7 separate regions of the Homo sapiens genome follow, and all the other regions are linked to region 6. A link is a contact called in ENCODE Hi-C or POLR2A ChIA-PET data. All regions are on one chromosome and are shown on one strand. Each heading gives the region's core, a stretch centred on a gene start or an enhancer-like site at or near the end of the contact. The rest is flanking DNA. Distances are from core to core; before and after follow the strand shown.

Region 1 (3,669 bases), core at 669-3,168, 470 kb after region 6:
CTAGCTCCCAGGATGGTGTCTGGTACTTAAGGGGAGCCTAATAGGTGTTCATGGAAAAATTTACTGCCCAGGATGGGAGAGGGGGTTGTCACAATGTGTGGATGTGTGTGTGTGTGTGTGTGTGTGTGTGTGTGTGTGTTTGAGAGGAGCTGTATCTCATTTCAGCCAAGGAGGCTGAGGCCAGAGTCCAGGGCACAGACCATGGCAGGGCCTAGTCCAGCATCCCCAGTCCCACCCTGGTCCCCCTGAGGCTATGATTAACCCTTGTCCTCAGCACAAGGACAGAGCCTCATCTGCCAGCCAGTCTTGGCCATGTGGGGAAGTAGGTCAGGGGCTTCAGAATCCGGATAGCTGCTGCACATCAGGGCAAAGCCAGCCCTCTGGAGCCTTGTGGATGGAGACCAGGGTGTGGGCACACCACAGCAGGCCACAATGGCACAAACTGCAGCAGACTTATGTCCACACCCCCCAGCTTGCTGGAGGCCATGGGAAGGTCACTTCTCCCTGGACATGTTTCCTCGCCCCTTCCAGCTCTCACCATCCAAGAAGGAGGCATCTTAGGGGAGGAGAGGATAGAACTGACTCCACTCCAGCAGGCCTCCTCTTCCTTTCTGTCCCAACAGCCCCACCCCCCACTCCCAGTGATGTCATTTCGGCCACCTCATCACCAGCTTCTAACCCCCTTCCAGTCGCCCTTTCTGTCCTCAGATGGCAACTGGGGGCAGCGGAGATGTATCCCTCTTTATTCGGTCTCTCGCCTGGCACACTGGCCGGGATTCCCGAACCTGACCCCCTCCAAACCATGAGCCATTTGCAAGGGGACCGGGCAGGGGAGGGCTAAGCGACTCCTGACTCTCGAAGGCAGATGGGAGACTTGACTTTCTGCTTCTTCACCAGCAAAGACGCGGTACCACTTCTCCCTGAGTAGGAAGCGAGTTAGGGAAACTTTCTAGGAGTCTTAGAGCTCATAATTCCTGTCAGGGACGGGTGCTGCTGGATTTGGCGTGAGATAACTTCCCTCTACACACAAGCCACCCTCCCAGCAAAACATGACGAAGGAGCCGCCTCCCGGCCTCAGAAGACTCCTAGCTAGCGCTCAGGCCCCGTAACAATACCAGGGGCGGCCGAGCAGTTGCTGCCTCCAGGACGGGGTGGGCGAGCTGGATGACGGATGCCCGGTCGTCTGGGAAAATAGGAAGACCGCCCCCCGCCCCCCACTTTTGCAGGTCTCCGCCCGTCCGGTCCGCGTCTTCTCCGGCAGCGCCCCCTCTCTCCACGTCCCGGTTCTCCAGACGCGTCCCTCCTCCGAGTCGGGCGCGCCCGGTCCAGCCCAGCCCCTCCCGGGGTGATAGCGCCCAACAATGGAGAAGCGGACAGGGGTCACCGGGCGCTCCCCGCCTTCCTGTCCCGGTCGCCCCCGCGCTCACCCTGCTCCAGGTCCTGCTGGTCGTACCAGGACTCCTCTTCCTCCGCGGAGAAGTCCTCCATCCCGGCGGCTCTCCGCATGGCCCCGCGGGCGGCGGGCGGGTGCTGCGGCGGCGCAGCTCAGGGCCGGTGCGCGCGGCCCGGGACAATGCGGCTGAGGCGGGCCGGGCCTCCAGCGTCGGGAACTCGGGCTACAGAGCCCGCGCCGCGCCCCCTCGCCATCAACCGCTCGCCGGGAGCCCACGCGGGGCCTGGCGCTTTGCCAGGGTCCGGCCCGGCCGGGGTCCCGCAGAGCCGGGGGCACCGGGCTGCGGCGACACAAAGGGTGGAGTGGCAGGGACGGCGGGTGGGACAGTGGCAAGGAGGATCCGGGCCCGCAGGCGGGTCTGGGGCGCTAGGAGCGCGCGGGTGCCGTGGCGGGCGCCCCCTGCCCGGCTCGGGTCCGCGCTGCTCCTGGCCCGCCCGGCGACAACCGGAGCCGCCGCTGCATCTTGGCGGAGCCCGCCTGCAGCTTGCGGAGCTCGGCTCCGCGGGGTGGGGCCTGCCGCCGCCGACCAATCAGGAGATGTATGCAAAGCTGGAGGCGGGGCCGAGGGCGGGACCCTCCTGGTGTCTTGGTCTGGGAATTGCTTGATCAACCCTTTCGTCCTACTTCCCCCTACGACCTATTCAGTTTATGTCTCATGTCTAAAATTATGCTATTTTAGAAGTTGTCGTCTCTCCTAGATCTCCTGGAAGCAAGAATATTGTTTCTCTTTCACAGCTGGCTACTCACTTCCTAGAACAGGCTGCTCACCAGTCGGGCGCGATGCCTGACTCCTGTAATTCCAGCACCTTGGGAGGCCAAGGCGGGCAGATCGCCTGAGGTCAGGGGTTTCGAGACCAGCCTGGCCAACATGGCGAAACCCCGTCTCCATTAAAAATACAAAAATTAGCTGGGCATGGTGGCGCATGCCTACTCGGGAGGCTGAGGCAGGAGAATCGCTTGAACCCTGGAGGCAGAGGTTGCAGTGAGCCAAGATAGCGCCACTGCACTCCAGCCTGGGCGACAGAGGGAGACTCTGCCTCAAAAAACAAACAAACAAAAAACAAACAACATGCTGGTCATTGATACCTTCCATCGACATTCTTTGAATGAATGAATACTAATTTACAGTTGCCTTTGGGAACTGCGTGTTTAAGTGCTTGTGGCTAGAAACCACAGGCTGAAAGTGGCAAAGTTTGAGGGTGTGTTACCTGCATTCAAGGTTCTGTTTTCCTTTCCTTGGGACCCATATCCTATATCCAATTATACCCATTAAAACTATACACACTTGCATCTGTCCAAGCATTCTTTCCTTAGAAGAGTGTTCGGACTCAAGCATTCACGTAACTCATTTTTATTGGGACCCTAATGTGCTGGTGCCGTTGAGAATCTCTGAATAATGTTGTGATATACCCAACGAATGACTTGTATCCAGAATACAGAAAGAACATCTGCATAGTCATAAGAAAAAGGCACGCAACCCAGTAGAAAAGTGGGTAAAAGATTTGACCAGGTAATTCACAAAAAAGGATACACAAATAACTGAATAAATATGCAACAAGGTACTGAACTTCTTTAGCCATCAGAAAAATGCAAATGAAAACCACAATGAGGTATCACTACCCAATCACCAGAGTGGCTTTAGGGAAAAAAAAAAAAAAAAAAAAGGCCAGGCGTGGTGGTTCATGCCTATAATCCCAGAACTCTGGGGAGGCCGAGGTTGGGAGGATCACTTGAGCCTGGAGTTCAAGAGCAGCCTGGGCAACATAGCAAGATCCTATTTCTATAAAAAAATTTAAAAATAAAAATTAGGTGGGCATAATGACACACGGCTGTAGTCCCAGATACTTTGGGAGGCTGAGGTGGGAGAATTGCTTGAGTCTAGGAGGTTGAGGCTGTAGGGAGCTGTGGTCATGCCACTGCACTCCAGCCTGGGTGACAGAGCAAGATCCTGTCTCAAAAAAAAAAAAAAAAAAAAAAAAAAAAAGACAAAAAATACCTAGTATTGGCAAGAATGTTGAGCAACTGGAACTCTCTCACCCTGCTGGAGGGAATACATAGGACGACAACCACTTTAGAAAACTGCCCGGGCGTGGTGGCTCATGCCTGTAATTCCCAACGCTTTGGAAGGCCAAGGAGGGTGGATCGCTTGAGGTCAGGAGTTCAAGACCAGCCTGGGAAACATGGTGAAACCCTGTCTCTACTAAAAATACAAAATT
Region 2 (3,972 bases), core at 106-2,605, 350 kb after region 6:
CAGGCGCCCACCACCATGCCCGGCTAATTTTTGTATTTTTAGTTAGAGATGGGGTTTCACCATGTTGGCCAGGCTGATCTTGAACTCCTGACCTCAGGTGATCCGCCCACCTCAGCCTCCCAAAGTGCTGGTGCTGGTATTACAGGTGTGTGCCACCGCGCCCGGCTACAAAACTGCTCTTTTTAAAACATATTTTTTTGAGACATGGTCTCACTCTGTCGCCCAGGCTGGAGTGCAGTAGCACAATCTCAGCTCACTTCGGCCTCTGCCTCCCAGACTCAAGCAATACCTCCTGCTTCAGTCTCCAGAGTAGCTGGGCCTACAGGTGCACACCACTGTGTGCGGCTTTTTTTTTTTTTTTTTTTTTTTTGAGACGGGGTCTCACTCTTGTCCCCGAGGCTGTGGTGCAGTGGCACGATCTCAGCTCACTGCAACATTTGCCTCCTGGGTTCAAGCTTCTCCTGCCTCAGGCTCACTAGTAGCTGGGATTACAGGCACTCTCCACCACGTCTAGCTAATTTTTGTACGAGACGGGGTTTCGCCATGTGGGCCAGGCTGGTCTCGAACTCATGACCTCAGGTGATCCGCCCGCCTTAGCTTCCCAAACTGCTGGGATTACAGGTGTGAGCCACCACGCCCGGCCCCAAGGACTCACTTCTAATTCACTTATCTCACCCTGGCCCATTTAGGCATCTAGGGAACGGGCCCCGCCCTTACCAATAGCAAACTCCACCAGGGTCTCATTCTCCTCCGACAGCGAATCGAGAAATAAATCCAGGACCTGCAGCTGCCGCAGATACTCGTAGTTGCTGGGGTCATAAGCGAAGTTGGCGAGGTTGGCGAGGACTTGCTCCTTGGCGTCTGCAACGGGAAAGCGGCACTGAAGCCAGGTCCGGGCGGCGGTCACAGCGGACCCTGCCACCTGATCCCACCGTGGCTCTCACCTTGGCTTTGGGTCTCCTGGAATTCCGTGACCAGCGCCTGCAGGTATCCCAGCCGCCCGACGTGGGGGTCCACCTTCGGCTTCTGGGCCATGGCCGCGGTGACGGAGGACCCCCAGGGACGGGCGGGAGGGTGGGAAAGGTGCAGGGGGAAAGCCGAGCGAGACCCTCACCCGCTCTCCACCTGTCTGGAGAGGGAAGAGGGGGTCGGCAAATGGGTTTCTTTCCTGGGTTCAGATTCTGCAGTAATTTGCAGCTGGAAATGGGATATGGGAGATGGGACGGGGTCTCAGAATCCTGTAGGAGTTGCGTTTGAAAATCGAAATTGGGGCGCGGGAGACAGGGAACCGTCTACTGGTTGGGGCTCGCGGAGGGGGCACTGGCGCACCGTCCCCGGCTCCTGGGCTCGGTTCCGGGCTCCCGGCGGAAGCCGCGCTGTCCCTACCCCCGAAGGGGCGGGGCCGTCGCCGAACTCCTTGGCGCGCGTGCGCGGCGCGCTTCTGGTTTTCTGGATGCCGAAGCTCTTTAGCCTGTGCTGGAACCAGCGGCGAGCGGCTTCGCTGAGGCAGGTGCAGGCGTGGGTGGGTGTACTGCGAGGAGCAGCCTGGCCTCCCGTATCCCATGTCCAGATGCAAATTACTGCAAAATCTGAACGCAAGAAAGAAACCCACTTGCCGCCCCCGCCAACAGATGGGCGAGTGAGGGCCTCGCTCGGCTTTCCCGCCCCACCTTTCCCACTCTCCCGCCGGTCCCCCGGGGTCCTCCGCCGTCCCGACATGGCCCAGAAGCCGAAAATGAGACACCCATGTCGGGTGGCTGGAATTCCGCCAGGAGCAACTCAGGAGCGCAGCAGAGTCTGGCAGCACCCATGTTGGAGGACGTCGAGGCAGAAGCACCTCCAGGGTCCCCACGGCTGGCGGGGGCGCGGCCCATCCTCCTTGACCAGGACGCCCCTTTGGAGCGCGGGCGTCAGCTCCTTACGCCCCCCATCAGTCCTTTGCCCCTTTTGCAAAAAGCCTAGCGACCCCGACCCGCCCTCCATCCCAGCCCCGAGGTGGGTCCGCCACCTCTGGACAGAAATCAAAGGGTACTGGGTCATGTCCTGGTGCTTTTTGTCAGCCGGGTGGATGGCGCGCGCCCGGGGCAGCACGGGGGAGCCCGAGGAGGAGCCTTGATTGTGGCGCTTTCGGGGCTTTCTGGATGCTGAAGCCCTTCGGCCGATTCCTTCTCGGAGATTATCAGGAAGCGGGTGTGTGATAGATTGCTCGTGGTTACAGGAAACAAAGCACCAGGGAAGGAGGTGGTCTAGCCACACTCCCATCGCATTTGACAACGTAGGGGTAGAGGTGGCTTAGGCTGTGAGTGTCCTGAGAGTGCAAAAGTTGTTAATCTAAATGGAGTCACTTGTGTTAAAAAACAGAACAAAAAAACCCGGACACAGCCCAAGAAACCCATGACAAGAGGGTTCTCGTGCATAAATACCTGATAATGAAAACTATCACAAAGACTCTGCAAAAACCACAACCTTGCACAAAGGGCGTCACAACCTTGCACAAAACATACTTTTGAATGGCCATCTGCCCAGCAACCGCTTGTCCAACCTTGAGCGGTCACCCTTGTTATTAATCCTTCTACCTAAGGATAAATATTTCAAAACAATTATGTAATCCTATTTTTTCCCTTAAAGCCTGTCTTCCTTTACCTCCCTGAATACCCATATAGTTTACTATGGCATGGATACTACCATTGCAATGCCCTATGCCCAAATAGATATCATTTTCTTTGAGAGAGCCTCTCTGTTATTTAGGCTGACAAAGGCAAGGACCATTATCTTAAGCCCTGGGCCCGGATGAAGGCAGAGTGGCCGTCACACTCCAGCCAGCTGCAGCCCCATTGGAAGCAGGCCTCACCTCTGAGGTTTCAGGTCCTTGTGGTCAGCCCCTGCCCTATGTACACCCTCTGAGGCAGGAGTTTCTAACTTAGTCTGGGTACCTAGGCCCCAGGACCCTCACCAAAGCCCTTTGGCTTCTCTTGGGAGCCTCTGCAGCCTGGGAAGTGCATCTTACCCCTAGGTGCCCAAGGGGTTTCTCTGCCTCTTGCTGGACAGAGCAGCAAATAGGAGCCCAGAAACAGGGAGGATGGAAGTAAGCTCCATCCCTCCCTGCCCAGGAACTGCCCCAGACCTTCTCTAGAGGTTCGCAGGCAATCAGCTAGATGGGGATTGCTGAATCAGATGGGCCACCCCATCTTCCCTCATTGGTCTTCTCCCTTTTTTTCTTTTTGAGATGGAGTCTCGCTCTGTCGCCAGGCTGGAGTACAGTGGTGCGATCTCGGCTCACTACAACCTCCGCCTCAGATTCAAGTGATTCTCCTGCCTCAGCCTCCCGAGTAGCTGGGATTACAGGCACGCACCACTGCACCCAGCTAATTTTTGTATTTTTTTTCTGAGACAGTGTCTCGCTCTGTCACCCGGGTTGGAGTGCAGTGGTGCGATCTCAGCTCACTGGAAGCTCCGCCTCCCAGGTTCACGCCATTCTCCTGCCTCAGCCTCCTGAATAGCTGGGACTACAGGCACCCGCCACGACGCCCGGCTAATGTTTGTATTTTTAATAGAGACGAGGTTTCACCGTGTTAGCCAGGATGGTCTCGATCTCCTGACCTCGTGATCCACCCGCCTTGGCCTCCCAAAGTGCTGGGATTACAGGCGTGAGCCACTGCGCCCGGCCTAATTTTTGTATTTTTAGCAGAGATGGGGTTTCACCTTGTTGGCCAGGATGGTCTCGATATCTTGACCTCGTGATCCACCTGTCTCAGCCTCCCAAAGTGCTGGGATTACAGGCATGAGCCACCGCACCCAGCCAGTCTTCTCCCTTCTTAAGGCCTCAGGGAGGGGCCCTCCTTGGGGTGGAATTCTCAGCCCTTGGTAGGTCTTACCTCTGCCCAGTCTCTGGCACACAGTAGATACTCAGTAAATATTTATTGAAGGAATTCTGCCCAGAGATGATTGCTATTCTTGCCTAGGAGCAGGTGA
Region 3 (3,724 bases), core at 307-2,806, 480 kb before region 6:
AAAGGTTTTGATCATTTTCATGAAATAATGCAGGGAAGTCATTTCTGCTGTTTCTTTACTACTCCATTCTTGGAGGATTAGAACAAGTCACACTGTAATTGACTAAAACGACTTTTTATTTTAAAATATTGATGGTGGGGTTTTGCTTTTTTTTTTTTTTTTTTTTTTGAGACGTTGTCTTGCTCTTTCACCCAGGGTAGAGTGCAGTGGCGAAATCTTGGCTCACTGCAACCTCTGCCTCCCGGGTTCAAGCAATTCTCTGCCTCAGCCTCCTGAGAAGCTGGGATTACAGCGCCTGCCACCATGCCTGTCTAGTTTTTTTGTATTTTTAGTAGAGACAGGGGTTTCACCAAGTTGGCCAGGCTGGTCTTGAACTCCTGACCTCGTGATCCACCCACCTCGGCCTCCCAAAGTGCTGGGATTACAGGCGTGAGCCACCGTGCCGGGCCAGTGTTTTTAACTGTCCACACTTACTAAATTTTCCAGTACTTCTTCCTATGGTTCATGATAGTAAACACAGAAACATATAAGGAACATTATTAGAGTTACCAGATGTTAGCTGTTGCATATGTGCACATTCCTAGATTCAAGGGTGTTTTTGCCTTAAATTTAAGTGGGTCATTGGTTGTCTTGGGAAGATCATGGAAAATTCGGGATTTTTTAGAATTCTGAACCAAAATATGTTTTGAGTGTTTCTTAGTAAATGTGTGATCTTCCACCTTCCACATTCAGACTGCGGACTACACTTCATAAATGCCTTTTTATTTCCAGTTATGGATTCAACTAAATGACTGCCTTGGGAGCACATAATTACTTTGCTACCTTTTTCCCCCTTTGCTGTTGTGGCTCGAGTTTGGTTCTCACCTGAGAAGATGCATTGAGCATATGTTGTTACCCAGCCCTGGCTTAATGGTGTCCTGTGGGGTAGGGGTGGGAGGACGAGGGGCACGGGGCCAGAGCATGTGAATGGATCATGGTTGGACAGCTGTGACCTGCCAGCACTGCGGGTAAGCAAAACTACAAACCGTTCTTTCCTCTGTGACATTGAATAAACCTTAATAAAATTCATAATTAGCACATACTAGAAAAAATGTGACTTAATCTTTTTGTGGGGCGACAGTATTGGGTTTCATTCTGGCTATACAGCTTTGATTGGATCATTAAACAGGTCAGTCACTTCCCTCAAGCTTTGGGGTGTGGAATAAACACCGGTGAATTTGTGGATTCACCCGTCAACCTCCCAATATCAACACATTTCTCACGCCTCCGCGTCGGCCACGTGTCAGCCCTCAGAAGTGGGCAGGAGGAACTTTTAAGCTTCCCGGCAGTTCCCAAGAGGGCCTTTGAGCCTGGCGCCCTCTTCCCGGAGAGGCGTTGGGGCAGCTCCTAGCAACGTGCCCGCCGCCGGCAGAAGCCCGGCCCCGCCAACTGCCGCGCGCGGCTCCCTGGGAGCTGTAGTTCTTCATGGCGTCCCCACCTCCTCTGTGAGGGCGGGTGAGTCGACCGCCGACTGCGACTCCCAGGATGCCTCGCGCCCGCCTTTCCGCGGGAGGCCAGACGGCTGAGGGTGCCGGCAGCGGCTGGAAGCGGGAGGCCAGTCCTGGCCGGGCTGGGCGACCCGAATGGAGCCAGGGCCGGCGCTGGTCCCAGCGGCCGCACCTCCGGGGGCACGGCGCGTAACAGGAGGCTTCCGGGGCTGAGAGCGTTACAGGCTGCGCTCCGGGGCCAGATAGGCCGGGCGCTCAGAAGGGTGACGCATTGAGGGGCGCGGAGTCTCGGGACGGAGGGGCGACTCCGGCTAGGGGTCTTGCTTAGGGGTGGTCTCGGGATCTGTAAAACGCCTGGCATGGAGTCGGCTGAATACATGTGGGGACGGGGTTACTCTGTAGCCCTTTGGCCTTGGCAAACCAAGCCTAGAAAATCCCCATAGTCTGAGAAGCCCGTACAGGATCGATAGGAGATGCCAGAAGTTCCTTGATGTGTTATGGGACACATTTGGACTTGTAGGTCGTGAAGTCGCCATTGCAGAGAAAAAGAAACAAGGCCGGGCACGGTGGCTCACGCCTGTAATCCCGACACTTTGGGAGGCCAAGGCGGGAGGATCACTTGAGGCCAGGCGTCTGGGACGACCCTGGGCAACATAGGGAGACCCCCGTCTCTACAAAAAAAATTTTAAAATTTGCCGCACATGGTGGCGTGTGCCTGTGGTCCCAGCTGCTAGGGAGGCTGACATTGGAGGATCGCCTGAGCCCAAGGAGGTCGAGGCTGCAGTAAGCTATGAGAGCTGTGATCGTGCCACTGCACTCCAGCCTGGGCAACAGAGCGAGACCCTGTCTGGAAAAAAAAAAAAGAAAGAAGGCCAGGCGTGGTGGCTCACACCTGTAATCCTAGCACTTTGGGAGGCCGAGACGGGCAGATCACGAGGTCAGGAGTTCGAGACCTCCTGGCCAACAGTGAAACCCCGTCTCTACTAAAAATACAAAAATTAACCGGGCATGGTGGCATGTGCCTGTATTCCCAGCTACTCGGGAGGCTGAGGCAGGAGATTCGCTTGAACCCGGGAGGCTGAGGTTGTGGTGAGCCAAGATCGCACCACTGCACTCCATCCTGGGCAACAGAGCAAGACTCCGTCTAAAAAAAGAAAAAAAAGAAAACACATGTATTCAGGGTGGGCTCTGTAGGTAAGCCCAGATAACCCTTGCATTCCAATAACAGGACAGGCCAATACTTGGGACATAAAGAGGACCCCTCTGACTCCTTTCTTCCAGGACATCCTGTAGGTGGGTTTTGGTAAAGTGGAGGAGGGGGAGGGAGACAGCTAATTCCGAGGAAAATGTTCTCAATGGGTCAGATTTACTGCCTATGTAAAGGGAAATATTTCCACTGTCAGTGAAAATCGTGTTGCTGGACGTGGTGGCTCACACCTGTAATCCCAGCACTTTGGAAGACCAACGCAGGAGGATTGCTTGAGCCCCAGAGTTCAATACCAACCTGAGTAACACAGTGAGACCCCGTCTCGAAAAAAAAAATTTTAAAAAGAAAAAGAATATCAAAGAGTAACCAGAGTTCATACCTGCTTTTGTGCTAAATGCTGCCTAGAAAGTAGTCATGGGTGTTGCCTGGGAAAGGGTTTCAGCCTTGGTGCCAGGCACCCACCTCCTTTCTGAAATGAGTACTTGCCACTTGCTGCATCGGCTTTCAGGGTAAGGGATGATGGCCACTGCCCTTTTTTCAAGTAATCTCAAAGCCTCAGAAAGCCCATTAAGTTATCCAGAGCACGTTTTTTTTTTTTTTTTTTTTTTGGAGACAGAGTCTCGCATGTTGCCCAGGCTGGAGTGCAGTGGGGCGATCTCGGCTCACTGCAACCTTCTCCTCCTAGGTTCAACCTAGTCTCCTGCCTCAGCCTCCTGAGTAGCTGAGATTACAGGCATATGCCACCATGCCCAGCTAATTTTTGTATTTTTAGTAGAAATGGGGTTTCACCATGTTGGTCAGGCTGGTCTTGAACTCCTGACCTCAAATGATCTGCCCACCTCAGCCTCCCAAAGTGCTGGGATAACAGGTGTGAGCCACCGCGCCCAGCCTGAGAGTACTTTGCTCCTCTTCTGAAGTGCATCCCCTATAAGGAATTTTTAATTTATGGAAATGGGCTTTACCTCTTGAATGGGCAAAGTGAGAGAACTTTGATAACCCTTGGATTCATGCTGTTAAACCTACATCTTTT
Region 4 (4,161 bases), core at 1,041-3,540, 310 kb before region 6:
ACTTTGTAATCTCCCCCACCCTTAAGAAGGTTCTTTGTAATTCTCCCCACCCTTGAGAATGTACTTTGTGAGATCCATCCCTGCCCGCAAAACATTGCTCCTAACTCCACCACCTATCCCAAAACCTATAAGAACTAATGATAATCCCACCACCCTTTGCTTACTCTTTTCAGACTCAGCCCGCCTGCACCCAGGTGAAATAAACAGCCTTGTTGCTCACACAAAGCCTGTTTGGTGGTCTGTTCACACGGACACGCGTGACAGTTCTTTGTTGCAGAAAAATATTTCACTTTGATGAAGTACAGTTTATTTTTCTGTTGTCACTTGTGCTTTTGATGTCATATCTAAAAAACCATTGCCTGGCCGCATTGGCTCACACCTGTATCCCAGCACTTTGGGAGGCTGAGGCAGGCAAATCACTTGAGGTCAGGAGTTCAAGAGCAGCCTGGCCAACATGGTGAAACCCTGCTTTTACAAAAATTATCCAGGCATGGTGGAGGGTGCCTGTAATCCCAGTTACTGGGGAGGCTGAGGCAGGAGAATCGCTTGAACCTGGGAGGCGGAGGTTGCAGTGAGCCAAGATCGCGCCACTGCACTCCAGCCTGGGTAACAGAGCAAGATCTGTCTAAAATAAATAAATACGTAAATAAATAAAAATAAAAAAACATGACTAGGTGTGGTGGCTAACGCCTGTAATCCCAGCACTTTGGGAGGCCAAGGTGGGTGGATCACCTGAGGTCAGGAGTTTGAGACCAGCCTGGCTAACCTGGTGAAACCCCAGTCTCCACTAAAAATACAAAAAATTAGCCGGGCATGGTGGCACGTGCCTGTAATCCCAGCTACTCCGGAGGCTGAGGCAGGAGAATCGCTTGAACCCGGGAGGCAGAGGTTGCAGTAAGCTGAGATCACGCCATTGCACTCCAGCTTGGACAACGAGAGCGAAACTCCGTCTCAAAAACAGAAACCAAATAAACATTTCCTAACCAATGTCACAAAACTGTACCCCTATGTTTTCTTCTAAGAGTTTTCAGAATTGCCCTTGGAATGCAGTTCCCCACTCTTTGGGCACACCCCTGAGCAGGCCCCAAGCTAAATCCCTGGCCATAACTCCCCACACTACTCCCACCCTAACCCCAAGCAAGCTGCTTACATTTCAGTCTTTCAGTTTCAAGGTTCCATGTAGGGTGGGCAGCTGTGGACAGGTATCAAGGCAGCAGTTGGGGCCGGCCAGCAGGTTTAGGATGCAGGATAGCAAGAGAAGAGTGCCTGACTGGGAACAAGGCCACGCCTCTGAGACAAGGGCTTCTGGGCTGAAGTAGTGCCTGCTGGGGCCAACAGCACAACCTACCTGGACAGCTGTGGCAGGTCCTTAAGGGAGGGGCTGGGCCCACTGCTGGCCACCGCCACCCTAGTCCAATTCTCCATTGCTAGGAGCTGTTGCGTATTACCTAGAAAAGGAGCTTGTAAAATTGACTCTCTGGTCACCACCAAACTTGTCTTTTTTTTTTTTGAGACAGAGTTTTGCTCTTGTTGCCCAGGCTGGAGTGCAATGGTGTGATCTCAGCTCACCGAAACCTCCGCCTCCCAGGTTCAAGTGATTCTCCTGCCTCAGCCTCCCGAGTAGCTGGGATTACAGGCATGAGCCACCATGCCCAGCTAATTTTGTATTTTTTAGTAGAGATGGGGTTTCTCCATGTTGGTCAGGCTGGTCTCCAACTCCCGACCTCAGGTGATCTGCACACCTCGGCCTCCCAAAGTGCTGGGATTACAGGCGTGAGCCACTGCGCCCGGCCCAAACTTGTCTGTCTTTATCTCTACTTACAGTGAGTGTCAGGTCACCCTCTTGGAGACCGGTGATCAGAGGCTGATGACCTCTCACAGCTGCTGGCCCTGGGGACCTAGGGGATCCCTTTGGGAATCCCAGGTCAACCGGGTGCCAGCTCCATTGCTCTGGCTGTGTGGGTGGTGGTGGGTGGTGAGGCACATAGAAAGTCACCAGCGCCAGGGAAGGGCAGCTCAGAAATCCTGGTCATGCCAAGTGCCACTCAGGGCTATTCTCACTCTAGTGAGTGCTCATTGGTTCTTCCCGAAGTCCAGAGGGAAGGACACCATCGGGGGCGCTGTATCCCACCCGGCACCATTAGCCCCTGCCACCCACCACCCAGCAGCTGGATTCCCACGGGAGTTGCGGGTGGGGGCGGAACCGGCTGAGGTCTGGGGGCGGGGCGTCCGGGCGCGGGGCGGGGCTGGCGGGAATGTGCGCACCCCCGCGCGGGGCCCCGCCCGAGCATCCCGCGCCGACGGGGCTGTGCCGGAGCAGCTGTGCAGAGCTGCAGGCGCGCGTCATGGCTGCTTTGAGACAGCCCCAGGTCGCGGAGCTGCTGGCCGAGGCCCGGCGAGCCTTCCGGGAGGAGTTCGGGGCCGAGCCCGAGCTGGCCGTGTCAGCGCCGGGCCGCGTCAACCTCATCGGGGAACACACGGACTACAACCAGGGCCTGGTGCTGCCTATGGTGAGGGGCTGCACGGGGAGCCCCTAGCCCGCCGCCGCCTGTCCCGGCCGCCGAGGAGGGCGGGCCTCGGGGACGCTGGGGGCGAGTTCTTCCCGCGGGAGATGTGGGGCGGGCAGCTGCGCCTGGAGCACCGGTGCACGGAAGAGTCCCCGGGACAGGCTGTTCCCCACGTTGGAAGGGAGGAAGCGAGGAAGTGGCCGGGAGAGGGTGCGCGGCCGCCTCTTGGCTCAAGCCCGCCCTCTGGGGGCTGGGGCTCCTCGCCTTCAACCTGGGAGCATGTTCCCCTTAAACTGTGAGGCCCTGTGTGCCACGCAGAAGGGGACACTCCGCGCCTCCGGCCACCGTGGGGCCCCAACCGCAGACCTGGGCGAACGTAGCCTTCTGGCCCAGCCCGTTCAATTTACAGAGGAGGAAACTGAGGCCTAGAGAGGCCCAGTGAACTGCTGGAGGTCACACAGCAGGTTCTTGGCGGGGCTGCGACTTGGGAGTGAGGACTCCCAGCTTTCAGCGGGGGGCGCTTTCCGCCCCATCTGCAGCTTGGGGAGTGCACAGGTACAGGATGTCCAGAGCCACCCCAAAATGTAAAGGCTTTGGAGCTCCAGTGATCTGTTTTCCCTTTGGGCTAGCTCTCCCCCTTGCCCCACAGCTCAGGGCAGAGTCCAGGTCTGTGCTCCAGCTGCAGCCGCCCCGCCCCTGAAGACCTAAGGGGGCAGGGCTCAAGCCCCCAAGGTCAGCTGGCCCTCAGGATCTTCCCTGCGACGCTGAACCTGGAGGTTCAGAACCTGATGACTGTGGAGGCATCAGAACCTCGGCTGGAGGCAGTGTCATTGGAGAGGCTTACTCCAGCTGGCGGAAGCCTCACGTACTGCTTGTCTCTCCTGCCAGGCTCTGGAGCTCATGACGGTGCTGGTGGGCAGCCCCCGCAAGGATGGGCTGGTGTCTCTCCTCACCACCTCTGAGGGTGCCGATGAGCCCCAGCGGCTGCAGTTTCCACTGCCCACAGCCCAGCGCTCGCTGGAGCCTGGGACTCCTCGGTGGGCCAACTATGTCAAGGGAGTGATTCAGTACTACCCAGGTATGGGGCCCAGGCCTGAGCCAAGTCCTCACTGATACTAGGAGTGCCACCTCACAGCCACAGAGCCCATTCATTTGTCTGATACACTGTGGGGAAGGCTTGTAGAGTGGAGCATCCCATTGTACAGATGAGGAAACTGATGCCCCCAGAAGGTCGGGAACTTGCCCTGGGTTTCCCGTGACCTGATTGGAGGAGCCAGGATTTGAACCCCAGCCTTTTTTCCCTCCAGAGCCCTAAACCAGGAGGACAATTAGAAGTGTCCCAGCAACCTCAGAGGGTGGGAAAATGGAGGGCAGTGGGTCCCTTGGCCCAGCAGGTTGGTGGCTTCTGACAATTGAGACACACACCCTAGAAACAGCTGCTAGGCCGTTGCTGCCCTTCCCGCCAGGACACCTGCCCTTCCTGTGCCATCCTCCCAGGCAGCCCCTCTTACCATCACCTGTTCTTTCCCCTGCAGCTGCCCCCCTCCCTGGCTTCAGTGCAGTGGTGGTCAGCTCAGTGCCCCTGGGGGGTGGCCTGTCCAGCTCAGCATCCTTGGAAGTGGCCACGTACACCTTCCTCCAGCAGCTCTGTCCA
Region 5 (4,287 bases), core at 1,219-3,718, 300 kb after region 6:
GGAAATATAGGCTCAGCCTTTAAGAGTGGGAAGATTGGGCCGGGCGCAGTGGCTCACGCCTGTAATCCTAGCACTTTGGGAGGCCGAGGTGGGCGGATCACGAGGTCAGGAGATCGAGACCATCCTGGCTAACATGGTGAAACCCCGTCTCTACTAAAAAAAATACAAAAAAATTAGCCGGGCGTGGTGGCAGGCGCCTGTAGTCCCAGCTACTCAGGAGGCTGAGGCATGGGAATGGCATGAACGTGGGAGGTGGAGCTTGCAGTGAGCCGAGATTGTGCCACTGCACTCCAGCCTGGGCGACAGAGCGAGACTCTATCTCAAAAAAAAAAAAAAAAAAAAAAAAAAAGAATGGGAAGATTGGCCAGGTGCGGTGGCTCATGCTGTAATCCCAGCACTTTGGTAGGCCGAGGTGGGCGGATCACGAGGTCAGGAGATCTAGACCATCCTGGCTAACACGGTGAAACCCCATCTCTACTAAAAATACAAAAATTAGCCAGGCATGGTGGTGGGCGCCTGTAGTCCCAGCTACTTGGGAGGCTGAGGCAGGAGAATGGCGTGAACCCGGGAGGCGGAGCTTGCAGTGAACCGAGATTATGCCACCGCACTCCAGCCTGGGCGACAGAGCGAGACTCTGTCTCAAAAAAACGAAAACAACAACAACAAAAAAAGAAAGAATGGGAAGATTGGCTGGGCGTGCGGTGGTTCACACCTGTAATCCCAGCACTTTGGGAAGCCAAGGTGGGTGGATCACGAGGTCAGGAGATTGAGACCATGCTGGCTAACATGGTGAAACTCCATCTCTACTAATAAACTACAAAAAATTAGCCGGGCATGATGGCACGCACCTGTAGTCCTAGCTACTCGGGAGGCTGAGGCAGGAGAATCGCTTGAACCCGGGAGGTGGAGGCTGCAAGTGAGCAGAGATCGCGCCACCACTGCACTCCAGCCTGGGCGACAGAGCAAGACTCTGTCTCAAAAAAAAAAAAAAAAAGCTAAGATTTTGGCTAGATGCGGTGGCTTACACCTGTAATCCCAGCACTTTGGGAGGCCAAGGAGCATGGATCACCTGAGGTCAGGAGTTTGAGACCAGCCTGGCCAATATGGTGAAACGCCGTCTCTACTAAAAATACAAAAATTAGTCAGGGGTGGTGGCGCACGCCTGTAGTTCCAGCTATTACGGAGGCTGAGGCAGGAGAATCGCTTGAACCTGGGAGGTGGAGGTTGCATTGAGCGCCATTGCACTCTAGCCTGGGTGACAAGAGCGAAACTCCACTTCAAAAACAAAAAAAAAAAAGAAAGGAAAAAAAGAAGGGAAGATTCTAACACAAACAAGTGGTGCGCTTCGTGCTGTTGTGGTAAGCACATAAATGCATCATCCGTGCTTTCTAGAACAGAACTTCTCACTGGCTTTTCATGAAAGCCCGGGGGGGGAGGGTGGTTAACCTAGACTGCCCAGAATACAAACTTCCAACTACCTGAAAGGTGGCTTTGCAAAGAGGAATGTGGTTCAATTATTATGGAAATATTGAGACAAGCAAAGACATCTGCCTTGAGGAAATATGCAAGACATGAGAAGGGCCTGCCCTCTTTTGCCCAAGGCTTTCCTATTATGATCTTGTAAACCATCATTCCTGAATCCTCCAAGTGTGTCTGCATTTGTCGCATGGATAGATTTACCCAGACAGGTGGAAGAGTCATGACTTAAGGGTTATAAACAGCTGCAGAGGCCTGAGCTGCTTCCATAGTCTTGGTAGCAGGGAATGAGTCCATTCCTGGTGCCAGGCATTAACCAGCCTTAGAATAGGCCCCCAAATAGGAGCGACTGTAATTTTGGTCCAGTACATGCACCACCCATTACAACTAAACAGTAACATTAAAATGTAAGGAATTTCCAGTCCTTTTAAAAGGGATCATCTTGGTGCGCTCTCTGTTGCTGACTCATTGTGCGGCTGCTTTGAGACTATTAGGTTTCTAAATGGGACACACAGTAGGTATTCAACAGATAAATGTCAACTTGTTGCAGTACTTTTCATCCTTTAAGGAGGATGCCCTTACTATCCCACCATCAGTAAAGCAAATGAGAGAACAGTAACAGTGACAAATCTCCCTTCTGCTTGCCGAGGTTGTAACTCCCCAAGAAAGAGCTTCCCCCTCTGTCAGGTAACGTTTTACAGTGACAGCCAGCACGACTTCCACCCAGCGCGAGGTAGATTCGCCTTCCGTCCAATCATCGCCGAGATTTTGGGGTGGGGGAGGGGAGAGAGTCCCAAGGCCTTCCCAGTCCAGGAAGGGGGCGGGCTTAGGCTGAGCCGTGGCCGCCACAGCCCATCGTAATGCCGCATGGTGCTTGGCACTCCAGAGAGCCAATAGGAATGAAAGAATTCATTTGAATCGGCCAATGCCGGCGGGTTAGGGGGCGGGGGTTGAAAACCCTATAAAGGCGTCGATCGGCCGGACAGGCGGCAGCGGCGGCTCCTGCAGCGGTGGTCGGCTGTTGGGTGTGGAGTTTCCCAGCGCCCCTCGGGTCCGACCCTTTGAGCGTTCTGCTCCGGCGCCAGCCTACCTCGCTCCTCGGCGCCATGACCACAACCACCACCTTCAAGGGAGTCGACCCCAACAGCAGGAATAGCTCCCGGTGAGGCGACCGGGTCGCGCCCGAGCCGCGCGGGGCTGAGGGGCTGGGAGGGCCGCTGCCGGCGGGGCCTCGCGCCGGTCGTTGCGGGTAACGAGCCCCGTGCGCTGTGCTCGCGCCGGGGCGGGTGGCGGGGTTCTGCCGTCGGCGCCGCCTTTGTGCCGCCTGGCGAGCCCTGCGCGCCGGCCCCACCCGGGTCCCTGCTGCTCTCCATTCATTCCTTCCACGGAGTCAGGGGCTGAGGAGGCCGGGGCTGGTCGCCCCTCGGAGCACGGCCGGTTTTCGTTAATCGGAACCTTCGGGGAGGGCTTCGCTTTCTCCTGTGTGCATCCCGGCTGGTGCATCCCCAGGGTGGTGGGCTTGGCCCCCCAGGTGCCCGGGGATCCTTTAGGGCCCCATGCATGGTCAGGTCCTATTGTCCCATTGATGGGCCACGCGCTCCTGTCTCTCCCCCGTGGCATGCGGTTGGTCTCGCTCTCGCGCGCAGCCATTGGATCCGGAGACCGGATCGATCAGGTCCGGCGGGCTCCTTACCCTCGCCGTGCCCCCACTCCTTATTCGGACCTACCTGACAGGTGCATGTGTGGTCGAGCGGGGCTGGTCATCGCGACCCTTCACCCCCCATTGAGGACCCAATCGTTCTTCCCCTCTTCGAAGTGCCTCCCCTCTTCCAAGTGTCTCCCCTTCCTAACAAAGGAAAGACCCCTTCTCCCCATCCCTGCGCTCATTTCTAAGGCGGGGGGCGGGGGCGGGCGCGGGGAACGAGCCAACCCGAGTGGGTTTTCTGCGCTTAAACCTTCGGACCGTGGCCTTTGCATCCTACCTTCGCTTCCTCCTTTGACGTTTGCCCAGTGAGTTCATCCCTGGCCCTGGTTCCCTTGCAGGAGGAGGTTTCTTGTTCTTGGGCGGGGCCGGAGACATCCATTGTCTCTAACGTGGTAGCGCTACCTGGGAAGCGGGGGATTTTTCTTGCCCTTCTTCCCACTGCTTTTTGGGCTTGGGGCACTGGGTACAGTGTTTGGACAGGAACCCTTTTCCAAGTCCTTGCTTAACTTACTTGGTGGAAGGGTTTGGATTCTGTGGAAGGTGTCCACATTGTCTCAGCTAATTGCACACTGTTCTTTAAGGTGGGTTACAGTTATGTCTGGGATCCTCTTCAAGGCTTGGAAGAAGCTTAAATCACTTTTTTGAGCATGTATTTTACATCGATTATGACCTGCATTCATGTGTGGCTACCCTCGGGGTCCTGGCCAAGTGGCACAAAGGGAGCCATTTTGTGGGGCTAAGAAGACACGTGAAATAGCCATATCTCACAGGGGTTAGAGAACTTGGGAACAAAAAGCACGCCTCACTCAGCAATTGAGCCTTAGGAGGAAAGCATGGGAAATGACATTCCTTTACAACTCAATACTTTCAGGTTTACAAGGTCAAAAAGACTAGGTAAGATTAAAAAAATAAATTGGTGATTACTGGGAGGATGGGGTACTTAAGTAGCACAGACCTAGGAAACTGGTCGCTCCCTTTCTGTTTTCTTTCCAATGAGATGATTTCTTCAGAGAACAGGAAGAGATTGAGCCTTGGTTTTTCATTTTGTGTTACGAGGCCAACTTTCTGCCGGTTAGACTTCAGTCGTCGGAATGATAATGTGTAAT
Region 6 (3,782 bases), core at 792-3,291:
TTGCCCAGGCTAGAGTGAGTGCAGTGGCATGATCACAGCTCACTGCAGCGTCGACCTTCTGGGCTCAAGCGATCCTCTGGCATCCACCTCCCAAGTAGCTGGGAACACAGGCACATGCCACCATGCCCAGCTAATTTTTTTGGTTTTCTTGTCAGTGTGTTGCCCAGGTTGATCTCAAACTCCTGGGCTCAAGCAGTCCTCCCACAGCAGCCTCCCAAAGTGCTGGGATTACAGGCATTACTTTGACTCTTTTGAACCTTACTAGTGCCATTGCTTTAAATTTTTTTATTTATTTGTATTCTTTTAGTTATGCCTCAGGATCTAACTTTTTTTTTAAACTACCTCTTCAGAATACCAAGATCAGCTCTTCTTTTGCCAAAAGTACTATAAAGAGATACCACAGTGCCATTTCTTCTCTCTTCAATGGCTCTCAATCTTTTTCTGCCTCCACGCTGTTCCTGTATGCAACGCGTTCCTGTTAATAACATCTCTAATGACACTGTAATGGTTCCCAAAAACCAAGGAAGAGGCATACCTTCCTCTTACTCTGCCTCTCGCTGCCCTGAGAATCACTAAAATAATTTACGCCCCCAATACAGACAGAGACTACAATGAATATTAATACAAGAAGTCTGCCAGAGAACTACCTGCTGGCTTCTTAAAATTACTGAATGCAAACCAGGTATGAAGACCCTAGTCATTGCCAGGAAGCATAGGAGGATCCTACTTTTAATGCCCATCGCTTTTAATGCCCAGAGCCACCCTGCAAGAGCTCAGGGGAGTCAGGGAACTTGATCTCCTCAGGTCACACCTAGGAAACAACTAGGTCTAGCGGATAAAGAACTCAAGCCCCTGGACTTTCGGATTCTAGTTTGGCTCTAGGTGACCCTGGCCTTGCCTCTCCGAACAATCTCCACATCTGCAAAATGAAAATGTTAAAACTGCCCCCTCCCTGCTTCCATCTTCCAAGATTACCTGCGGAATAACAACTATGTCACTAAAGCTGAGCGTCTTGGATAAATCATGAGAAAAAGATCCTTCTCTCCAATGCATACACCCACATAGCAGAAGGAAAACAGATTCCATAACGAGCTCCCTCCTTTTTTCCCTCAAGAGCCACCGAAAAACTCAGGAGAGAGGGTGGGATGTAGCAGCACGTGACCAAGGCAACGCCAAAGTTTAGCCCGCGGTGACACACCAATGAAAGAGCGGGGCTTTGCTTGCATCTGGCGCTGGGCAGCGGGCAGGGGCCGCATCGTGGCATGCTAGGAACCAGGAGACCTGGGCTCCAGGGGTGTGCGGTACAGGAACGAGGGCATTCCACAGGAGTCACTTTATCCGATGGCATGGATGGTGAGCTTCCGAGGAGCCTGAAAACGCTTCTGGAAAGGCGGAAAGAAAAAAAAGCCCGCTCCAAACTGCAAGATCAGGGATGGCTGCCAGGAGCCCCTCGGCCGGCTCCATCCAGCTGGGGACGGCCGCGCGAGGACCCCGGGCGGCTGCGGAGAGCGCGCGCAGGCGGGACAACGGTCTTTATTTAGGTCGGGGATGAGGACTCCCAGGGGCCTCGAAATAAATACTCAGGGCGTCGGCGTTGGGAGCCCTCTGGGCCAGGGCCTAGGCACGACAGACCTGGGGCAGGGATTCTTTGTTGGCGAGAGGCTTTATTTCTGGCGAGAGACCCCACAATGGACCAATCCAGGGCTGAGAGCAAGAGTCTGAAGACTCGGGGGAAGGCAATGGTCAAGAGCTGGAGACTAGAGCCAGTCCCTGGACTCCCCCTCAGGAGGCATCCCCTTAAGCCGTTCTCTGGGTGCAGACCCCAGACTCCCCTTTCCTTGGCCAAGAATCCAAAGGACGCGCAAGGCCGAGCCCCACGCCCCCTTGCTCCCCACTTTCGGGCCACGGGCCTTCTCGTACTTACCGGGGCCCCGGGGCTGGTCTTCCTCGCCCGCGTCCTCTCCCCTCCCAACCCCCTCCTCACTTCACGTCCCCTCCTCCGGGGGCCGCAGCCATGTCCGTTACTGGCAACTCTAAGGGGGCTTGCCTCCCTTCCGGGCAACAGAGGCGCCGGCCAGAGAGCTAAAGTTCAGGCCACCGATTGGTCAGGATTTGAGAATAGGGGGAATTCTGGCTTCTTATTGGCTACGCGGCGTGCTAGGCTGTAGCTGCAACCGCCCCTCTGGGAGCCTGGCGGAATTAGGTGCCGAGTGATGCGGCCGGGAGAGTGAAGAGCCACTGTCCTTTCCTGTGCGTAAAGCTCAGGCAGTTTCTAGTCCAGAAACCCTGACCAGAGGGCATGGCTTTACCTCCGATTCGTTTTCCTACAGAATTATTCTAAAAAGATAGACGGCGCGCCCCACCTTTTTTCCCTTTCTTTTTAAAATAAGCCCTTTGCAGAGCTCCCCGCCTCTCTTAAGTTCTTCTAAGCTCCCTCCTTGTTGCCTTGAACAAATGCCTAGAGGCTGCCCGCTCCGAGAGGCCTTGGAGGGACTCCCTCAGGACGAATATTGCGTCCAAACCAAATCTAGAAAATCTAAGGCAATACTGCAATTCCCCCCTCCCGCTTCCAGCTCGGCTGAAATCTAAAGGGAAAAACAAGTTAAATTTTTTTTCTAGGTAATTAGATAAATCGCCTGGGAGACCTCTCTTGGGAAAACAAAGCAAGCCTGTGTCAGTATTTACTTCTCTTTTCCCAGAGATCTAAGTCTGGAAGGCTTGTTTAAAAAAAACAAAAACAAAAAAACAAACAAAAACTTGTTTATATAATTGGGAAAGAGCTGAGGTTGGCCTTGTGAAGTAAGAGCCCCTTCCCACATTCATGAGTTTAATTACGTAATTAAAATCCCTTTCTCAGCTGGACAAGAAGATGGCATTTTAGTACCTAATCTTGTATGACCCAGTTTAGCTGTTGCCTAAAACGCCATAAGAATCATGTCACTAACCTGCACACAAAAACTGATAGTTCACCTTTGCAAATAGGTCCAAATCTTTCTGCCTGATGTTCAAAGTCCTTCATAAATTGACTCAGACATACGTTTCCAGGTCTAAGTCCCCACAGGCTAAACTATTCCTGCAGCCACATAGATTAACCACCATTCTTTAAACGTGACAGAGACCTTTCCACCTCTGCTCCTTCGTCACATGGTTGGTTCCCTACGCTTTGCTTTAAAGGTTCTTTTTTTCTTTTTTTTTTTGAGACGGAGTTTCGCTCTTGTCGCCTAGGCTGGAGGGCAATGGCTTGATCTCGGCTCACTGCAACCTTCACCTCCCGGGTTCAAGTGATTCTCTTGCCACGGCCTCCGGAGTAGCTGGGATTACAGGTGCCTGCCACCATACCCAGCTAATTTTTGTATTTTTAGTAGAGACAGGGTTTGAACATGTTGGCCAGGCTGGTCTCAAACTCCTGAGCTCAGGTGATCCACCTGCCTCGGCCTGCCAAAGTGCTGTGATTACAGGCGTGAGCCACCGCACCCAGCCTGACGGTTCTTTCTTATCAGTAAAGCCAGCATGCAAATAAATACTTAATCAACCTAAAGGCCCACCTCAAATGCTACCTTTCTTGACTTTTATTTTTTCTTGTATGTATGTACATATTTATTTATTTTTAGAGCAGGGTATCACTCTGTCACCCAGTCTGGCAAGTGCAGTGGTGCCATCATAGCTCACTGCAGCCTCGAACACCTGGGCTCAAGCAATCCTCCCACCTCAGCCTCCTGAGTAGCTAGGACTACAGGTGCGAACCACCACACCCAGCTAATTTTTTTATTTTTTATAGAGAT
Region 7 (3,943 bases), core at 868-3,367, 270 kb after region 6:
ATTTTGTATTTTCAGTAGAGACAGGGTTTCTCCATGTTGGTCAGGCTGATCTCGAACTCCTGACCTCAGGTGATCCTCCCACCTCGGCCTCCCAAAGTGCTGGGATTACAGGCATGAGCCACCATGCCCGGCCTCTTTTGAGAGTGTTGATCTGAACTAGATGGTCTTCCTGCTTTGGCCTATCACACATCTAAGGTCTTAAGCCTCTTCCTCCCCAAAGAGAACCTACAGAAGGCCAGCAAATGCAGCTCCATCCAGAGGCCAAAGAAATTAGATTTGGTAAGAAGGTGGAATAGACAAGATTTGGCCAAGATTGATTGGATGAGGAGTGTGTGAAGGAGAAGAAGTCAGGAATGTTGCTGGCCTTTCCAGCTTGGGGCAGCTGTTGTAGTGGTGTGTCACTCAGTTTAAGAGTGACAGGTCAGGAAGAAGGACCCATGTGGAAGGTAAAGTGAGGAGTTTTAGTTGAGAGTTGCTGGGTCTGAGGTGCCTCTGGGATATCCAAGTGGAGATGTTCAGAAATCAACTGGAAACTCAGAAGAAAGACGTGGACTAGAAATAATGGATTTGAGGATCATTAGCAAAGAGATGGTAATGAAAATCGGTGAAATCATCCTCGGAGAGGGAATGGAGTGATAAAAGGATCTTGAAGAAAACCCTAAGGAACAGTTAAGGGAAGGAGTGAGTAAGAAAAAAAATTGCAGAGAGAACAAAGGACAGGCTAGAGATGAGAGGAAAACCTACCTCCTGCAAAGTTCAAGAGGAGTGACAAACTGAGAAGCATACTGGATTCAGCAAAGAAGTCTGCGGTGACCTTGTGGAGAGCAGTTTTAGTGGAACTTTGGGGACAGCACCAGATTGCAGTGGGTTGAGGAGTGAGTGGGAGGGGAGGGGTTGGAGACAGCTGGCGGGGACATTTTTTCGAGCTGTTTGGCCAAGAATGGAGAGAGATAGGATGGTAACTTCATAGAATTGGGAGCTTTTTTTTTTTTTTCTATACTAACGGAGGAGAGGAAGAAAATTCAGGGACAAAAGGAAATAATAAAGCCCCGGGGGAAGAAGCGAGATGGAATCCAGTGCACACACATCGGATTGTTCTTCAGACAGGAGGGACGCATGTGTATGTTTTAACTGGATGCAACGAGGAAAGGATTAAATTGGCTGGAAGCTTGATTGTTGGGTAGTTCTCGCTTATGGATACTGTTTCCTCTTGGAAGACAGGCGATGAGTAAGGATCTCGTTGAATGAATACATGAATATTTTCCCGTAGCTAGTCAAAGTCTAGGGTTACCAGCAGGACAGAAGAAGACACTGTAGGCCGGGCGCGGTGGCTCACGCCTGTAATCCCAGCACTTTGGGAGGCCGAGGCGGGCGGATCACGAGGTCAGGAGATCGAGACCATCCTGGCTAACACGGTGAAACCCCGTCTCTACGAAAAATTAGCCGGGCGTTGTGGCGGGTACCTGTAGTCTCAGCTACTCGGGAGGCTGAGGCAGGAGAATCACTTGAACCCGGGAGGCAGAGGTTGCTGTGAGCCGAGATCGTGCCACTGCACTCCAGCCTGGGCGACTGAGCGAGACTCCGTCTCAAAAAAAAGAAGAAGAAGAAGAAGAAGAAGACACTGCATTTTAGGCAAGAGTCCGGTGGGAAGCAGGTTGAGATTGACTGAGAGGAAGTAACCATGGGAGGGCTGCTGGTCCACTGAATGAGAGAGATTTTTCCAGAACCTCATGCTGGGGCTTTGATTTAGGAATCCCCTTCCTCCTCTAGTAAGTCTGCCTTCCCTGGCCTATGGCTTACGTCTAAAGCCTCGAGCCTCATCGTTCCCACCGAGGACCAGCTGGAAGCCATTTTGATTATGCTCCACCACGAAGGAGGACAATACAGCCCCGCCCAGAGCCAGGCGCGCCCCCGCGGCGGGCCGGGTGCGCGTGTCCGCGCCTCTTCCCGCCGGCCGGGCGGGCGCCTGGCCCAGGACGCGGTGGCGTGGGACGGGGGGTGGGGGTGGTTATGTAAGCGTTGCGCGCTCCCGCGAGGCGCCAGCCAATGGGAGGCTTCGGCTACTCGTGCTCGCGCACGCAGGGTGGGGGGAGGGAGCGCACGACGTGCGCGCACCCTCTCCCCTCGTCCACCGCTGCCGCCTCCTTCTTCTGCCGCTCCTGGTGCTGCTTGTGTGCTCGTTTGGTGCGGACCTGGTACCTCTTTTGTGAAGCGGCAGCTGAGGAGACTCCGGCGCTCGCCATGGCCGACGAAAAGCCCAAGGTGAGCTCGCCGCCGGCCCCTTCGCCTCGCCGCGCGGTGGGGGTCATGGCGCGGGCCGGGGTCCGGCCAGAGCCCGCCGCTGGCTCCCAGCGCTTTCCCGGGCCCCCCACGGGGCCGGCCGCGGCTCAGGCCCGGGCGCTCCGCGCCATTTTCCTCCCTCCCTCTCTTCCTCCCTCCCGCGCCGAAGGAGGCCCCGCCGCTCTCTCCCGCCCCCGGCGGCCTCCGAGTGCGCGCCGGGCGCGAGTTGGGCGGGCAGAAAGCGGACGCCCGCGGACCCACCAGCCCCGAACGGGGATTCTTGGCCCAGCCGGCCGGCGCGCGTGAGGAGGGGCGTTAGGGCGCGCGGGGTCTCCACCTTCTGTCGACCCCGCGTCGGGTGTTGCAGTCTCCGAGGCGGCGAGGAGTCCTCTGGGCTCGGGCTTCACCTCTCGGGTAGGAACCGCGGGCATCTGGGGACCCCTGCCTGGGGCCGCGGCGGCGGGGCGAGGGTTCGGGGCGAATCAATGGGCTGCGGACGGGCAGGAACCTGGATGCCCGCGGGCCGCCGTCCTGGGCCTGGGGGTAGGGGGATTCCCGTGGAGTATTTCCCACTTTAATAGCCTCAGGGGCCCGAAGGGGGAGGGGCAGCGGCTTTTCCCTGGGTGCCAACGAACCCCTAATCCGCGAACACCATGTGGTTTCATGAAGTTGGAGGCACAGGTACGAGCAGAGAGACTTTGTGCGGCTTAACTTTTGAACGCGGCTTTTGAGGCACCCGGAGACTTCCCGGGAGGACTTGGGGACACCCATCATCGGGGCACACGGGACTTGCTGCTTTTAGTTTGGTGGCACCCCCCGCCTCCCGCGCCTTTACTTTCTGGAGCGTTTTAGGGCTACAGAATTGCTTCTGCACTCGATTTTGGACAACTTTAGGTTGGGTCGAAATCTACAAGAAACAAATCAGGATAAAACTGTGTATTTGACCCATGACAACAAAGGGGGGGAGGGGAGAATAAGTGCTCTTAACCGAAAATAAAAATGAAGCTGCTAATAGAGGAGAACGTTAACTGTGGTCCTGACTGAGTATTACCGCTGTTCCGGGGGGAATCGGGATATTCTTCGATTGTTTTTTTTGTTTGTGTGTTTCCTTTAATGGAGATTGGATTTAGGTTATTAAACTGAGTTTGGTAACTTTTTAATGACAACGGTAATGAGTTTTGAATGGCAGGCTGTAGATTTATTGTTTTGTTTCTTGCAGTTGTACTTAAAGTGCTTAGAAAAGAGAAGGGACTCTATTTTTAACTTTTTTGGGGGGTAAAGTATTTTGGGAGTGATATATGTCATTTTAGGAAGTTTAACTTCAAGAGAACGTTGCAATACACTGAATAGGACCCAACTTTAAACATATTGTTGCTACTGATAGTATTGCATGTAGGCTTTTCCGTATCTGACAGCTATCTAATACTGTTACTGCAGGATTTTTCCGCTTTCACATTGATTTCAGCAGCTGAAAACAGCAGTATGCCGTTTTAGCATACAGTATGAGAAACCTGTTGATTTTTGAAGCAACTAGGGCTGCTGCTGCTTTATAAAACGTGTTCGTTGATCACATTTCCCAAATTATACTTTTATTTTTCTTTTAACAGGAAGGAGTCAAGACTGAGAACAACGATCATATTAATTTGAAGGTGGCGGGGCAGGA

The links. A loop is a pair of places that touch in the nucleus more often than their neighbours do. ChIA-PET counts read pairs that join two places held with the same protein, here RNA polymerase II (POLR2A). Pooled maps may share reads with other maps.
Region 1: a loop to region 6 is called in a pooled map, with 8 times the contacts of the local background. The contact joins the promoter of CDR2L here to the promoter of TMEM94 in region 6. A Hi-C loop is called at or near these places in 6 of 50 pooled maps. POLR2A ChIA-PET finds 5 or more read pairs at or near these places in 2 of 52 experiments (A673 and GM12878).
Region 2: a loop to region 6 is called in a pooled map, with 5 times the contacts of the local background. The contact joins the promoter of ARMC7 here to the promoter of TMEM94 in region 6. A Hi-C loop is called at or near these places in 4 of 50 pooled maps. POLR2A ChIA-PET finds 5 or more read pairs at or near these places in 2 of 52 experiments (H1 and WTC11).
Region 3: a loop to region 6 is called in a pooled map, with 8 times the contacts of the local background. The contact joins the promoter of FBF1 here to the promoter of TMEM94 in region 6. A Hi-C loop is called at or near these places in 5 of 50 pooled maps. POLR2A ChIA-PET finds 5 or more read pairs at or near these places in 2 of 52 experiments (activated B cell and activated T-cell).
Region 4: a loop to region 6 is called in a pooled map, with 3 times the contacts of the local background. The contact joins the promoter of GALK1 here to the promoter of TMEM94 in region 6. A Hi-C loop is called at or near these places in 8 of 50 pooled maps. POLR2A ChIA-PET finds 5 or more read pairs at or near these places in 4 of 52 experiments (GM12878, HEK293T, PC-9 and 1 more).
Region 5: a map with no recorded cell type shows a loop between it and region 6 (5-fold over the local background). The contact joins the promoter of JPT1 here to the promoter of TMEM94 in region 6. A Hi-C loop is called at or near these places in 1 of 37 single-sample maps with no recorded cell type and 5 of 50 pooled maps. POLR2A ChIA-PET finds 5 or more read pairs at or near these places in 4 of 52 experiments (H1, PC-9, T-cell and 1 more).
Region 7: a map of B cell shows a loop between it and region 6 (13-fold over the local background). The contact joins the promoter of SUMO2 here to the promoter of TMEM94 in region 6. A Hi-C loop is called at or near these places in 1 of 168 maps with a recorded cell type or tissue (B cell) and 9 of 50 pooled maps. POLR2A ChIA-PET finds 5 or more read pairs at or near these places in 3 of 52 experiments (CD8-positive, alpha-beta memory T cell, MCF 10A and WTC11).

Annotation. Positions count from the first base shown.
Region 1 is chr17:74,985,881-74,989,549 of GRCh38, reverse strand. It overlaps CDR2L (cerebellar degeneration related protein 2 like), which reads right to left and starts at 1,918. Exons shown (of 5, transcript NM_014603.3): 1 at 1,428-1,918. The coding sequence starts at 1,506. RefSeq lists silencers at 1,823-1,912, 1,933-2,012 and an enhancer at 1,579-2,080.
Region 2 is chr17:75,107,352-75,111,323 of GRCh38, reverse strand. It overlaps ARMC7 (armadillo repeat containing 7), which reads right to left and starts at 1,355. Exons shown (of 3, transcript NM_024585.4): 1 at 945-1,355; 2 at 718-861. The coding sequence starts at 1,035. It also overlaps a transcript of SLC16A5 not described here. RefSeq lists a silencer at 1,285-1,364.
Region 3 is chr17:75,938,874-75,942,597 of GRCh38, reverse strand. It overlaps FBF1 (Fas binding factor 1), which reads left to right and starts at 1,556. Exons shown (of 30, transcript NM_001319193.2): 1 at 1,556-1,750. It overlaps ACOX1 (acyl-CoA oxidase 1), which reads left to right. Exons shown (of 14, transcript NM_004035.7): 14 at 1-1,091. RefSeq lists an enhancer at 1,338-1,407 and a silencer at 1,518-1,787.
Region 4 is chr17:75,763,321-75,767,481 of GRCh38, reverse strand. It overlaps GALK1 (galactokinase 1), which reads left to right and starts at 2,290. Exons shown (of 8, transcript NM_000154.2): 1 at 2,290-2,510; 2 at 3,396-3,585; 3 at 4,043-4,161. The coding sequence starts at 2,346. RefSeq lists silencers at 2,126-2,315, 2,546-2,695 and enhancers at 2,806-3,035, 3,066-3,275.
Region 5 is chr17:75,152,693-75,156,979 of GRCh38, reverse strand. It overlaps JPT1 (Jupiter microtubule associated homolog 1), which reads left to right and starts at 2,468. Exons shown (of 5, transcript NM_016185.4): 1 at 2,468-2,638. The coding sequence starts at 2,583. RefSeq lists an enhancer at 1,385-1,980 and a silencer at 2,633-2,872.
Region 6 is chr17:75,454,894-75,458,675 of GRCh38, reverse strand. It overlaps TMEM94 (transmembrane protein 94), which reads right to left and starts at 2,041. Exons shown (of 32, transcript NM_014738.6): 1 at 1,925-2,041. RefSeq lists a silencer at 1,985-2,144 and an enhancer at 2,295-2,344.
Region 7 is chr17:75,181,133-75,185,075 of GRCh38, reverse strand. SUMO2 (small ubiquitin like modifier 2) reads left to right here and starts at 2,117. Exons shown (of 4, transcript NM_006937.4): 1 at 2,117-2,262; 2 at 3,888-3,943. The coding sequence starts at 2,242. RefSeq lists silencers at 1,818-2,047, 2,178-2,577 and an enhancer at 2,159-2,809.